Regions from separate parts of the Mus musculus genome. Here region 2 is linked to region 1. The links are chromatin contacts, found by Hi-C or POLR2A ChIA-PET in ENCODE. All regions are on one chromosome and are shown on one strand. Each heading gives the region's core, a stretch centred on a gene start or an enhancer-like site at or near the end of the contact. The rest is flanking DNA. Distances are from core to core; before and after follow the strand shown. Region 1 holds the start of Mir22hg (Mir22 host gene (non-protein coding)). Region 2 holds the start of Slc43a2 (solute carrier family 43, member 2).

What was found. A loop is a pair of places that touch in the nucleus more often than their neighbours do. ChIA-PET counts read pairs that join two places held with the same protein, here RNA polymerase II (POLR2A).
Region 2: a loop to region 1 is called in a map of v-Abl transformed pro-B cells, with 2.3 times the contacts of the local background. The contact joins the promoter of Slc43a2 here to the promoter of Mir22hg in region 1. A Hi-C loop is called at or near these places in 1 of 37 maps with a recorded cell type or tissue (v-Abl transformed pro-B cells). POLR2A ChIA-PET finds 5 or more read pairs at or near these places in 4 of 5 experiments (Patski and embryonic stem cell).

Annotation. Positions count from the first base shown.
Region 1 is chr11:75,458,156-75,463,995 of GRCm38, reverse strand. Mir22hg (Mir22 host gene (non-protein coding)) reads right to left here and starts at 2,457. Exons shown (of 3, transcript NR_030711.1): 1 at 2,241-2,457; 2 at 139-303. Mir22 (microRNA 22) reads right to left here and starts at 280; the gene lies at 186-280.
Region 2 is chr11:75,530,532-75,536,061 of GRCm38, reverse strand. Slc43a2 (solute carrier family 43, member 2) reads right to left here and starts at 3,950. Exons shown (of 14, transcript NM_001199283.1): 1 at 3,648-3,950; 2 at 3,274-3,474. The coding sequence starts at 3,433.

The DNA of each region.
Region 1 (5,840 bases), core at 1,208-3,707:
CCCCAATTTATAGACAGTGCCTTTAACCTAAATCTTTCACTGGGCCAGTGGGGGTAAGGGCTCCCCAGAGGACCAGGGTTTCCCTCCCATAAAGCCATCACCCCAGCTGTCCAGACCTTCCCACCCCAGTTCTGTCACCTTCCGGATGATAGGCAAAGCTGCTGCTTCTCCTCTTCCTCCACGAAGCCAGGGGCAGAGGGCAACAGTTCTTCAACTGGCAGCTTTAGCTGGGTCAGGACATAAAGCTTGCCACTGAAGAACTACTGCGGCTCAGCCAGGTGAGGGTGTGGGAGGCACAGGTTCCTAAAAGGAAGGGGAGGAAAAAAAAAAACAGGAAAGCTGGGTGACAGGGCCAGCGACCCAGAGGCCATCCAAACCTGGCTCTAGCTGACTTTCAGTACCTTCTAATGAGGGGTTCTTGAATAAGAAGCAAGAGGCTTCTAAATGCACTTGCTTTGTGCCCCTTTACAGACTAGGAGCTGGCAACTCTTGGCAACCTGCTAAGGAGCCCAGCATCTTCGGCATTCAAAGGGCAGGGTGTAGAACCCAAGTCCCAAGTTAAAAAAAAAAATGTACTTCAGAAATATGAGCTCTGTGATCAACTCAAATGACTTGTTCTTAGGGAATTCAGCAGCAAGGAGGGTTTGTGTAGGGTTAGAAATGGGAGGGGCACTAGAGTTGGAAGGTCAGCAGGGGCTCTCAGGAGTCTGAGGGAGGACAGCTGACCAAAGGCAGGAGGGGAGGGAGGTATGGGTAGGGTGGCTGGGCAGCTTCCTCAGGACTAGAGATGCCAGGCATTCCGCTTGCACATTCCGGGTACATCTGGTATGAATTCCAGGCTGTCTGCCGGCCCCTCCACGTCTGAACTTTGTTCCAAGTTCCAAGCCCCGCCCCCACAGTTCCAACGCATGAATCAGCAGTAAAAGCCGGGGCCCTACAGCATGGCTCAGGGAGGGGGCTGGGGGCGTGGCAGGCTAGAGGGCTGGGAGCCCGAGAGGGTGGTTCTGCACAGTCAGTCCAAGGACATGGCCACTGCCAGATAGAAGGGCCAAGGAGACTTTGCCTTGGGATTTCTATTTTCAGAGAGTGGAAAGATTACACTAGGGTGGGCAACTTTCAAATTCCAAAAGCCTCTTGGGAAGTATAAACTTTGTCGGATCTTCCTTCTCCTAGGTGATCAGTCTCTGTCCACTTCTCTCTGCCCAGGATAGCTCTGTTCAGGCCACAGGGTTCACTGGCTGCTGAGAGTTTGTGCCAAGCAGGTGCCCTTGGCTGCGGGGCGGGGTGGGCCCAGGGCACTGACCCTCTGACCAGCTGCTCCATCAACTCTCTGGCACCATGACAGCTTCTAGCCTACTCTAACAGCCAGGGTGACAGGCCAAATGAGTTGGAGACTGAAACTAGGGCCAGAGGGAGGTGGGAACGTTAGCCTAACCGGAGGCCGTGGGGAGGGGCCAAGAGTTGGCCAGGAGGTGGGGAGAGAGGGAGCCCAGCGATGACTAACCCAGGCGCCCCACCCAGCCAGCCGGCTTCCCAGGCAGTCAGGCCAAGCCCGGGCTAGGGGCCTCTCTACCGGACATACTAGGGGGGAGGTGCAAAGGTGACCTTCTCTCTGTCCAAGACAGCCAGTTAGGCTGGGAGGGGGGGTGCGGGTAGAGTTTCCAGGCACTCCTCCTGTCCGCCCCCCCAACCTCCGCCCAACCCGCGGTGAAACCCTAACCTTTGGGTTGCATAAGGCCTCCGCACCGCCGCCCCCTACTCCTTTCCCCTCCCCCCTTACATAACATCCCCGGGAGGGAACGAGAGGAGGGGCCGGACCGCCCAGCGACCCCTTCCCTGCCAGGGACTTGAACTGGCCCTGACCCAGTCAGCGCCGGTAGAGGCAATGCACCTCCGCACCCCTCGCTCGTCCAGATCCTCCCTAGGCTAAATGGTCAGCTCGGGCATCCTCAAACCAAAGGGCGTCGGGGTTAGACGCCCCCGGCCCTCTGGCCTCTCATATTCCTCCCCAGTTACTTCTCCAAACCTTCTGCCACGACTCCTGTCCGGGACTCTCTCTTTAAACGTCCAGACACACTACTCGGGAGAGTCCAGGCTCCTCTCCCAAGAGCGCCCCTGTCCCCGCCGCCCCCTCTCCCCTCCCCCAGAAGGGCAGGGTGTGGCCGTCAGGACCCTACTTTCCCCATCACCCGGTTACCGCGGTTCCCCCCGGGATGACCGGGTCCCCAGATCACACCCACCTGATGCTGGGTGCGGGGGTTGCTGTGGACAGAGGAGCAAAATCACTGCGACCTGTCCGCACGGCCGACCGCTCTGTCTCTTCCCAGCGCCCAGCACACACCGGCTCCAGTCTCCGATCAGCTGGCGGCGTCGTGACGCACGAGCTGCGAATGAACCACCCAGGGCCAATCACCGCCCATTGCTGGGCAACGTGACCACACCCACTCGGGGGCGCCAGCACCTCTGCTTACTCCCGCCCATTCAGGCGTCTGGGCTCTGATTGGCAAGGAGGCCACCCCCTTGCCTGGAGGAGCTTCTCTAAGCCACGCCTACCAACTAACCAACTGGCCAATGGCTGAAAAGGTGTGGCTAACCCTCGGCCTAGGCGACTTGCTTAGACCAGCTTTACGTCAAACTACAGTTTAAAGAGCAGAAGGAAGTATAGGCGTGTATTTTTGCAGTGCATTCCGGTCAATGAAGTTCTTACGGTGACACTCAGCTTCCCAGAATGCAGCGCGCTCTGTGAGTTGGCATTTTTAAACTGATCTCTGACTCGGTCGCGGGGAAGTCCTTAAAGGGCTACAGCCCCTCCTTCTTGGAACTTCTTTTAGCCTCAAAACTGATTCACAGGAGGCCTGAGCTAAGCGAAGGTGGAGCACGCGAAGCAACAGGAGTGAGTAGAACTAAAGATGGAAGCCAGCCACCGATGCAGCAGAACACCCGAAGTCTTTTTTTTTTTCCACAAATAGGACTTTTTTTTTTTCGGGGTATAGGGACCACTGTCACTCGCACGGCCCCAGTCTTCACTGGAGAGCTAGCTCGAGGTCTTCGGGGTATAGGGACAAATGTCACCCGCACAGGCCCAATCTTCACTGGAGGTCTAGTCTATCCCTCGTGGGTTTAGTGAAATCTTTTCTAGTGAATGTCTCGTCTTAGTCGCTGAAGAGCCCACGGCTTCTCAAGGGGCACGTTCTTAACAAAGGATTCGCCCTCACTTTTAGAGAGGAAGCGTCTTTTTAAAAATTAGGGGAAGATCTTTACCAAAGTAGTATCAACCAGAAACCCGGTTCTAAGATTAACACCCATTCAGTCCCGCCCTCCGAAACGCTTCTCTGACTCAGGCCTACTTAGGGAAGTGATTTCAAAGGTGGAGACCAATGAAGAGGCGGCTCCTTCCCTAGGGGCCAATCAGAGTCTGAAAGGCGGGGGATGGGCAAAAACCGAAATGAACCCAATGACTTGGCAAAAGCTGCTGAATTGCTTATTTAAAGGGACAAGACTGGGACCACCTCTTCACTCCCTCCCCACCCCCAAAGAGAAACTTGTGGCCTGGGGTTCTTGACTTTTGAGTCATTTCTAAGAGCATCTAAGCTTTCTAAGTGAGAGCATCTGAGACAAAGAAATGAGAGGGAAGCCTGAGATAGCCGCTTCTGTGTTAAATTAAGTATGGGCTCCACTAAGGTGACTGCTGGGCTTGCTTCAAATCCTGAGTTCAACGTTCAGAATATTGTGTCTTTAAGGAGACTTCCTGCCTTCCGCCCCAGTAACAGCTGATTGTTCGACCCCAGGGGACGAATCAGCCCTAACCACATCCTCCTTCTTACGTGTCTGTCCTTCTCCATCTCCTTTTTTCTGCCCTTCCCCCTCAACCCCGCCATGGGTGGTAATGGAACCCCAACCATAGCGGGTAAAATGTATGCTTCTCATGATCTTTTCTTCATCAACCCAAGAGTGACGCCTCTCCCCAACATCTGTCCCTTACTTATTCAGACTTCTGAGGAGATTGGAATGGGAGATATTTCCTGTCACCACTGTCAGTTAGTGGGGAGGCCACTGCTGGGGAGCCTGTCCTGGCGGCCGGCTGAATGTGGGTGCTCCAGGGGCTCCTGCGGATGATGCAGGGAAACTGAGCCCAAGCCTAAACAAGAAAGGCTGTGGAAGATAAGCCTAGTGGGTCAGAATCCAGTCTCCTGGACCAGCTCTTTGCTGCTTCAGTTGCTCTCTTCCTTCCTAGGTCAGCTGATTGATGGGGTCCTCCTGCCTTTACCCACTCACCCCACTTTTAACTTCTCAGATGCCACTTATCTTTGACTTTTAACCCACTCCTGGGAAGACCCAGGTAAATGTGTTGCCCCAGCTCCAAGCTGGAGTCAGGGTCACTCCAGGACAAACTTAGTGCGAAGTCCCGGGACTGACTTGGCAGAGTTGGGGGAAATTGAGCAGGGCTCTAGCCAAGCTTGGAAGAAAGAAAAGTTTCAACAAGCTGCCCTATTCTCCATTATCCCTAGCATAGGAGCCCTGTTCCCTCCTCACTCGAGGCCTCTGTGGTGGCCCTTCTGATTTTATTCCACTCTCTAACCTCCTCCCACCCACCTCAAGGCCAAATGACAGGGTTTCAGCCTGAGATTTCTCAACCTTAGCACTGTTGATGTTTTGATCGAGAGAATTTATGTACATGGCTGCCCTGTTCATAGTAGGAAGGTCAGTACCACCCTGGCCTCTACCCTAGGTGCCAGTAGCACATGATCCCAATTATGACGACCAGAAGTGTCCCCAAATATCCCCTGGGGAGTCCAAATCCACCCTGGTTGAGAACCACTGAATTAGCCAAACAAATTCCAGTTCCAGTGCTGACTGGCAGTGAGCTTCGGAATGGTGTTTTCTTCATCTACAAAACAGTGTAGATAATAAAATTTGTGGTTTCTTGTAGGGGGTTAAGAAGAAACTTCTTGAAACCACTTAGCACAGTAGAAATCCAGCAGACCCACAGTTGGCACATTTGCTGTCAGCTTCTTTCTTGCTGACCTCACTTGGCATGGGCTGGTGGCCCACAGGCAGCTGCCGTTTTCCTCAGTGACTAGCCAAAATGGGTACTTCTGGAAACACAATACTGAAGTAGGCGAAGGGAAGTGACTAACGTTCCGCCCCAGATTCTGTAAACCCCATGGGTGCTTGTGCAGGGATTCGGTAGATAAGAGCTAGGGTGAGAGAGAGGGAAGTGGGGAGAACAGTCACAGAGAATTATTTTCATCGTCATCATTATTATTCATGGGAAGCACGTCTCTCGCCACTGAGTTATAGCCATGTGCACCCAAAGCCTTTCTTTTTCTAGATGGGCCTTGAATAACTAACTGTTCATCAGAGTTCTACTACTGCCACCACCACCACCACCACCACCACCACCACCCAGGGTGCTTAACAAAGTGCAGGCTCCAAGGTCTCATTGCATACTAAGTCAGAAATACACCTTTAAGCCAAGAAGTTTCCTAAAGTTCAGATGGAGGAAGGCTCAGTGCCTTAGAAATTTCTGAGCCAGGTCCCAGCCATGAAAGGACATCTCTAGAGTCAGCAGAGAGAGAACAAGAGGTAAACTGAAATACAGTCAAGATCACCAGTGTAGTATACAGCCAGCACCACTAGAGGGCAGGGAATACAGACAGGGAGAGGGGTGGGGGAGGAAACAGTTTTTGATCAGGTAACATGTAAATTTTAGATAAACTGAGGCCGGAGCCAAGAGCAGGCCAATCCAATTCTGTTGGTAACAAGATCAGCCCAGTGGTCTTCGTGGAGGAAGCTTTAAACTCCCAAAGCCCATCTCCACCGGAAGGCTACACCTCCCC
Region 2 (5,530 bases), core at 2,701-5,200, 71 kb before region 1:
GCTCAAAGAGGCAGAGGCAAGCCGATCGACACAGCAAATACCAGGCCAGCTAGAGTTGTATGATGAAACCCTGTCTCAAAAACAACAACCCCCAATCCACCAAAGAACAACAACAACAACAACAAACCAAGGGAAGAGGTCATGTCAGGTGAATTCTATGGTGGTCATAGAATATAGAAGCCAAGGGACTTAGCCTGGGAAAAAACCCCACTCTTCCCAGACTACACACTCAATTGCCACACCAGAAGGACAAGAGAGGTCTCTAGTTGCCATTACCAGGAGTGTATTATTACACAAAACTCATTAACTGCCCAGGCCCAGCTCCCGAGCCCCTGCCCTTGAGACAGAAAAAGCAAAGCTGCCGGGCCACAGAGGTAAGGGACTCCTTTCCTCTCTCCACACCACCAAACTGGAACCCACACCACAACGTGTCTGTAGCCCGATTCTGGCTAGAGTCCCAAACCTTTCAACAGGTTCAGGCAAATTTCCTTTGGGGAACGAATTCACACCATCAATCTTAAAGACAACAAAAAGCTGTGACATTCGACTCTCCATCAGCTGTATACAGGTCAGCTCTTTAAAGGCCTAAAGCGATCCACTTAGCCATGCACCAGGGCTGACGATGTTGGGCCACACTGCAAACCTTGACCTTAGCTTTACCAGACACTCCCAGTCAAGGAAGCGCAGAGGTTTCTGGCCCCAAAAGTCAACAGGTTCCCGGGACTCCACACAGCCAGGAGGCTGGAGAGATAAGCTGTGTAGAATCAGCAGGCCTCCCCAGCTAAGGATGCTAGGTCAGCGCGTTTGCCAGATAATCAGAAAAGCCCAAATCAGACACAGGAGCAAAGGCACGGCATAAGAAGTTGATGTTCAACCCATGATCCTGACCCTTTCCCCTTCACTCTGGTTTGTGGGAGTGACCTTCAAGTCTCTCAAGGGCTTAAATACCAACTCAGCGCTCGGCTGGCGAAATCCCTGGACTCCCCTCACCCAAAGGAAGGAAGAAGACAGCGTCTCCCCAGGAAAACAGTTTCCAGCCCCAGGGCGCCCATGCCGTCCGAGAGATTGTATAAAAGTGGACAATCTGATGTCACCAGTGCCATGAGTCAGAAAAAAAGAAAAAGAGAAAAAAAAAAAAAAGAAAAAAGAGAAGAGAAGAGAAGAGAAGAGAAGAGAAGAGAAGAGATAAAATCTGACCTCAGGATGAGGTAGTAAAAGCTTTGCCATAGGCTGATGTTTTTTTTTTTTTTCTTTCTGTTTTTTTAAATCCCCAGTGTATCCTGTAACAAAGGCACAAAAGAGAGCCAACACTCCCACCTGTTCCTTTCAGAGGGGCCTTTAATCTCCTGACATCCCAGAAGCAAAAGAGAAAGCTTGGTCAGGGAACAAGGTCTGACTCTCAGTCTCTCAAGATTTCTTGCTGATGTGGGGAAAGACCTGCCAAGAAACCTTAGGCTATTAGGAAACATTTTTGAGTGCTAAAGGCTAAAGGTTGGTTATAAATGATAGGCTTTCTGCCCTCTCCCAGGTGGCCTTTGGTCTCTCCCTTTCTCCCACCTTTCTCCTCTCCTGCTAAGCTCTGTACACTAAGGATCCTCTGGGCAGATCAGAGAAGGGAAGTGAAGACTAACTGACTCGGGTCCAGGCAGTGGGAGCAGGTCCAAGGCTTTCCCTTCCTGCTAAGAATGAGAGGCTGGGTGAGGCAGTATAGGCTTGTCAGCCCACCACTTAGGAGAATGAGATGGAATTATTACAAATTAAAGGCTAGCCTCAGCTACATAGCAAGATCCTTTGTGAAGAACAAAAGACCAAACAACCTTACAGACAAAAAAATTTTTAGAGCCGGGCAGTGGTGGCGCACACCTTTGATCCTAGAATTTAGGAGGCAGAGACAGGCAGATTTCTGAGTTCGAGGCCAGCCTGGTCTACAGAGTGAGTTCCAGGACAGCCAAGGCTACACAGAGAAACCTTGTCTCAGGGAAAAAAAAATTCTTGAGAGCCCAGCAATAATGGTGCACTTTGATCCCAGGACTCAAGAGGCAGAGGCAGGTAGATCCTTGAGTTTGAAGCAAGTTTGGTCTAGGGGTTGAGTTCCAGGACAGACAGGGCTACACAGAGAAACCCTATTTTGAAAATAAAATAAAATAAATAGCAAGCCCACTTCTTAGAGATGACACTCAGGGCGTGGAACCTCTTGCCACCAAGTCTGTCAACCTGAGTTTGACCTCATAAATTCACATAGTGGAAAAAGAGTGTCAACAACCAAAAGCAGTCCTCTGTCATCGACAGCAGTCCTCTGTCATCGACAGCAGTCCTCTGTCAGTCATCCAGTTCTGTGGCCCCCATAAATGAATAAAAAAATGTAAGAAAAAATTTAAAGTAAAAAAGTAAATGAATAGGACTCTAGAAATAAAAAAGACATGCCAGCAGTGACCTACAGAGTCAAGCCTGGGTACGGGGTGGGGCAGAGACAAGAGACAAAGGCAAGAAGCAGTTCTTACCAAGGATGCCTAAGAAGGGGAGAGGATGGCAGCTGACTCGGCCCCACTGATGACCCTACAGCAACCAGGGTATGAAGACAGGAGTGGCAGAAGGAAGGGTGGGGGTAGTGTGGGCCAGCCTCAGCCTGCCTGCAGTCTGTCCTGGAGAGTCTAAGCATCCTTCTACCACTGTCTCCCTTCCTCTTCCTCCCTACGATGTTTTGAAAGCCACTGAGATGTTCTCACAGTTCAGGAGAGGAAATGGCCTTTGGAGAATCATAAAGCAGCAAAAATAGACAAGAAATTCTATCTTGGCAAGCCTTTAAGGGGACTCCATAATGGCCTGACTTAAAAACATGTAGGTCTAGATGAACCTTCCTTCGGGTGGAGGCGAAGCCACTTCCTCTCTCCTGCTGCACCCCGGCCTATGAGAGTTCCTCTTTCTTACACATGTTTTTTTTTTTTTTTTTTTTTTTGCAAGGCAAGCAATGCTGCAGGCCCTGGAAGACCAGAAGGCCAGCAACGTTCCTGACTGCACGCAGGAGTCTATTAGTCTATTAGTCTACAGCTTGGGCAAATGGAAGACTTGTCCCAGCCTCAGTTTCTCCATCCACAAACAGGGACGATGATAATGATACGCACCCAGAGAGCTGGATGAGGATCAAATGGGCTTTTTGGCACTTAGAGGCGCTGTGCAGCAAGCAGGCATAGCTGGCTTACATCTTCACCACCAACCGCCCTCTCCCAAAGACCCACTCCAGAAACCTGCCCCCGACCGAGGCGCCCATCTCACCTGGCTTCGTACACAGGTAGGAGTAAAAGCCCTCGGACTTGAGCATGATGAGCAGCGAACCCCAGCCCAGGAGGACTGCGGAGAAAAGGAGGTTTTCCAACACAGCGGTGCAGGCCATCCACCAGCGGCGCCGATGGGCAGTGGCCAGGGTGGGCGCCATGGTGCGGTGTGGCGGTGGTCGGGCTCCGGTTCTGCAGACACCTGCGCGCAGACCTCAGCTTCAGCGGTGGCTCTACCCAACCCGTGTAGCCGCTGGCGCACAGCCTGTCAGTCCCTTGCAGCCCAGGCTATAGGTGCCCGCCGCAAAAGAAAAGAACCCTAGCCCTGTCAGGGACCTGGGCCACCCCGTACCCGCAGCTACCTGGTAACGCTACCTTAGGCCACAGTGGAGCCCCGCTGGCCAAGAGGAAAGGCTTCTCCCTTAGTTCACTCGGAGGTAAACTGAGGCATGGCAGCTGGAAAAGGGCTAATTATGCTCAAGGACGTGGAGCGGGTCCTGATCCCAAGCAAGACTGAACAGCCACTTTGGGGGCCGGAAAGGGAGGCAGCTCGTAGTAAGGTCACCTGAGCAGAGGCTCACCTGAGAGCTGCCACTCCCAGGGACCCTGACAGGCTCCCGCCCGCCCGCACTCGAGACCCTTCCTTAGTGCTTGTTCCTTCAACCACAAAATCAGCACAGGGAGCCCCGAAACGGCCCGCCCACGGCGCTTTCATTGGCGGGACCGCACAGGAACTGCCGCGCCATTGGTTAGTGTTTAGGTCGCTAGGCGCTACCGCCACGCGAACCCCGCATGGGAGAGGCGAAGCCGGTTCAAACCGGCGGCGCGAGCCAACCGCGCGACCCCCGTGTCGGGCTGTTACCCCGGCGATTAGCCCGTTTCCATAGAAGCGGATCCCGTCCCTCTGTCCTCCTGGCCTTTTTCGTTACGTCTCCCTCCCGGTGTCGTCCCTCTGACAAGTATGCACCTTCCCTCCAACCCCTGCCTGCGAGCGGCTTCAGGTTCTCGCACCCTCGTCTGAGACCCGGATCCTGGGAGTCCAGCTCACCCGGCTCCTACCAGTGTGTATCGGGCCCGCCCGGCGCCTTTTCTGTCCCCTTTATTTCCAGCCCTTTTATTCCTATCCTAAGATGAAAAACACTGCCGCCCGTTGATTGGCTGAGTGGGGCTGGAAACAGGCGTCGGCCAATCAGCAGCTACCCACCCGCCCCCCGGCGAGCAGAAGCCGGTTCCGGCCGGACTTGGAGACAAACAAGAGGAATGGGGGGGCTGGGGGGCGGCTCGGGCAGGCCCAGCTCTACCCAGTTAAACTGGAGTGCCCCTCGACCCGGTGACCGCCGCGGGCATCGCCCCACGCCCTTCTCGTTGCCCTCTTCCTTGTCAAGTTCATGGGTCAGCGTTTCAGGGAGTCTTGGTCCACAGCGAGCTGGGCTCCAAGCACCGTGCGGTTCGGCCCGCAGTATAGACCACCGTTCTCGCCCGGAGAGAACCAGGGCCGGATGCTCCAACTCCGCAGGCCATTACCGCCCTTTTGTGCTGTTTCCCGGCCTGCTCCTTGGGCTTTGTGTCCGGGCTCCTCGCTGCCTAGCCCCCGTTGTCCTATCCAGGCGCTGTCTACGGGTATCAGAACACCCCGACCCAGGTCGTGGCATAATTACCGCATCCCTGCTAGATCTCCCGACTCACCGGGTCCTTGCCTGGAATCAGGTGCCTCCTGCCTGGTCTTTAATCGGTGTCCCTTAAGGGTCTGTAGTCAGGATTTTGGACTAAGAGCCCCTGGTCCTCCAGTTGTCGCCATCCCCATCCCGCGCCCTCTTTTCTCGGTGCCTTCAGAGACCGGTCAGTGTTCAGGCCGGTCACCTTGGCATGCCCTGCCCTCCCACTTTCCCAAACGACTCTTTCATGTGGCTGGCACACTTTCTCGTCCACCCTTCTTCATGCTGTGAGCAATCCCGAGCACCTAGTTAGTCTAAGTCTGACTTTGGAGAGCGCGATAGATCACTAGGGGTCCAAAGAGCTCCGTCCTTTCTGTATCATCAGCGGAGCTGCGCTGCTCTGAGGACCTGCTTGGACGTGGAATGGAGCCTCAGCACGAAAGATTTGGCTGTCCGTCCGAGTCTCCCTGACGAGAGGCACTAACCTCCCCTCAGAAAACACTCGGTATCCCTCAGATTCTCCACACTTCAAGAGCCGGCTTGCTTTAGAGCTAAGGGTGTCCCCAGCAGCCTGACTCAGCTTCCCTCAGCTCGAGTGCGCCC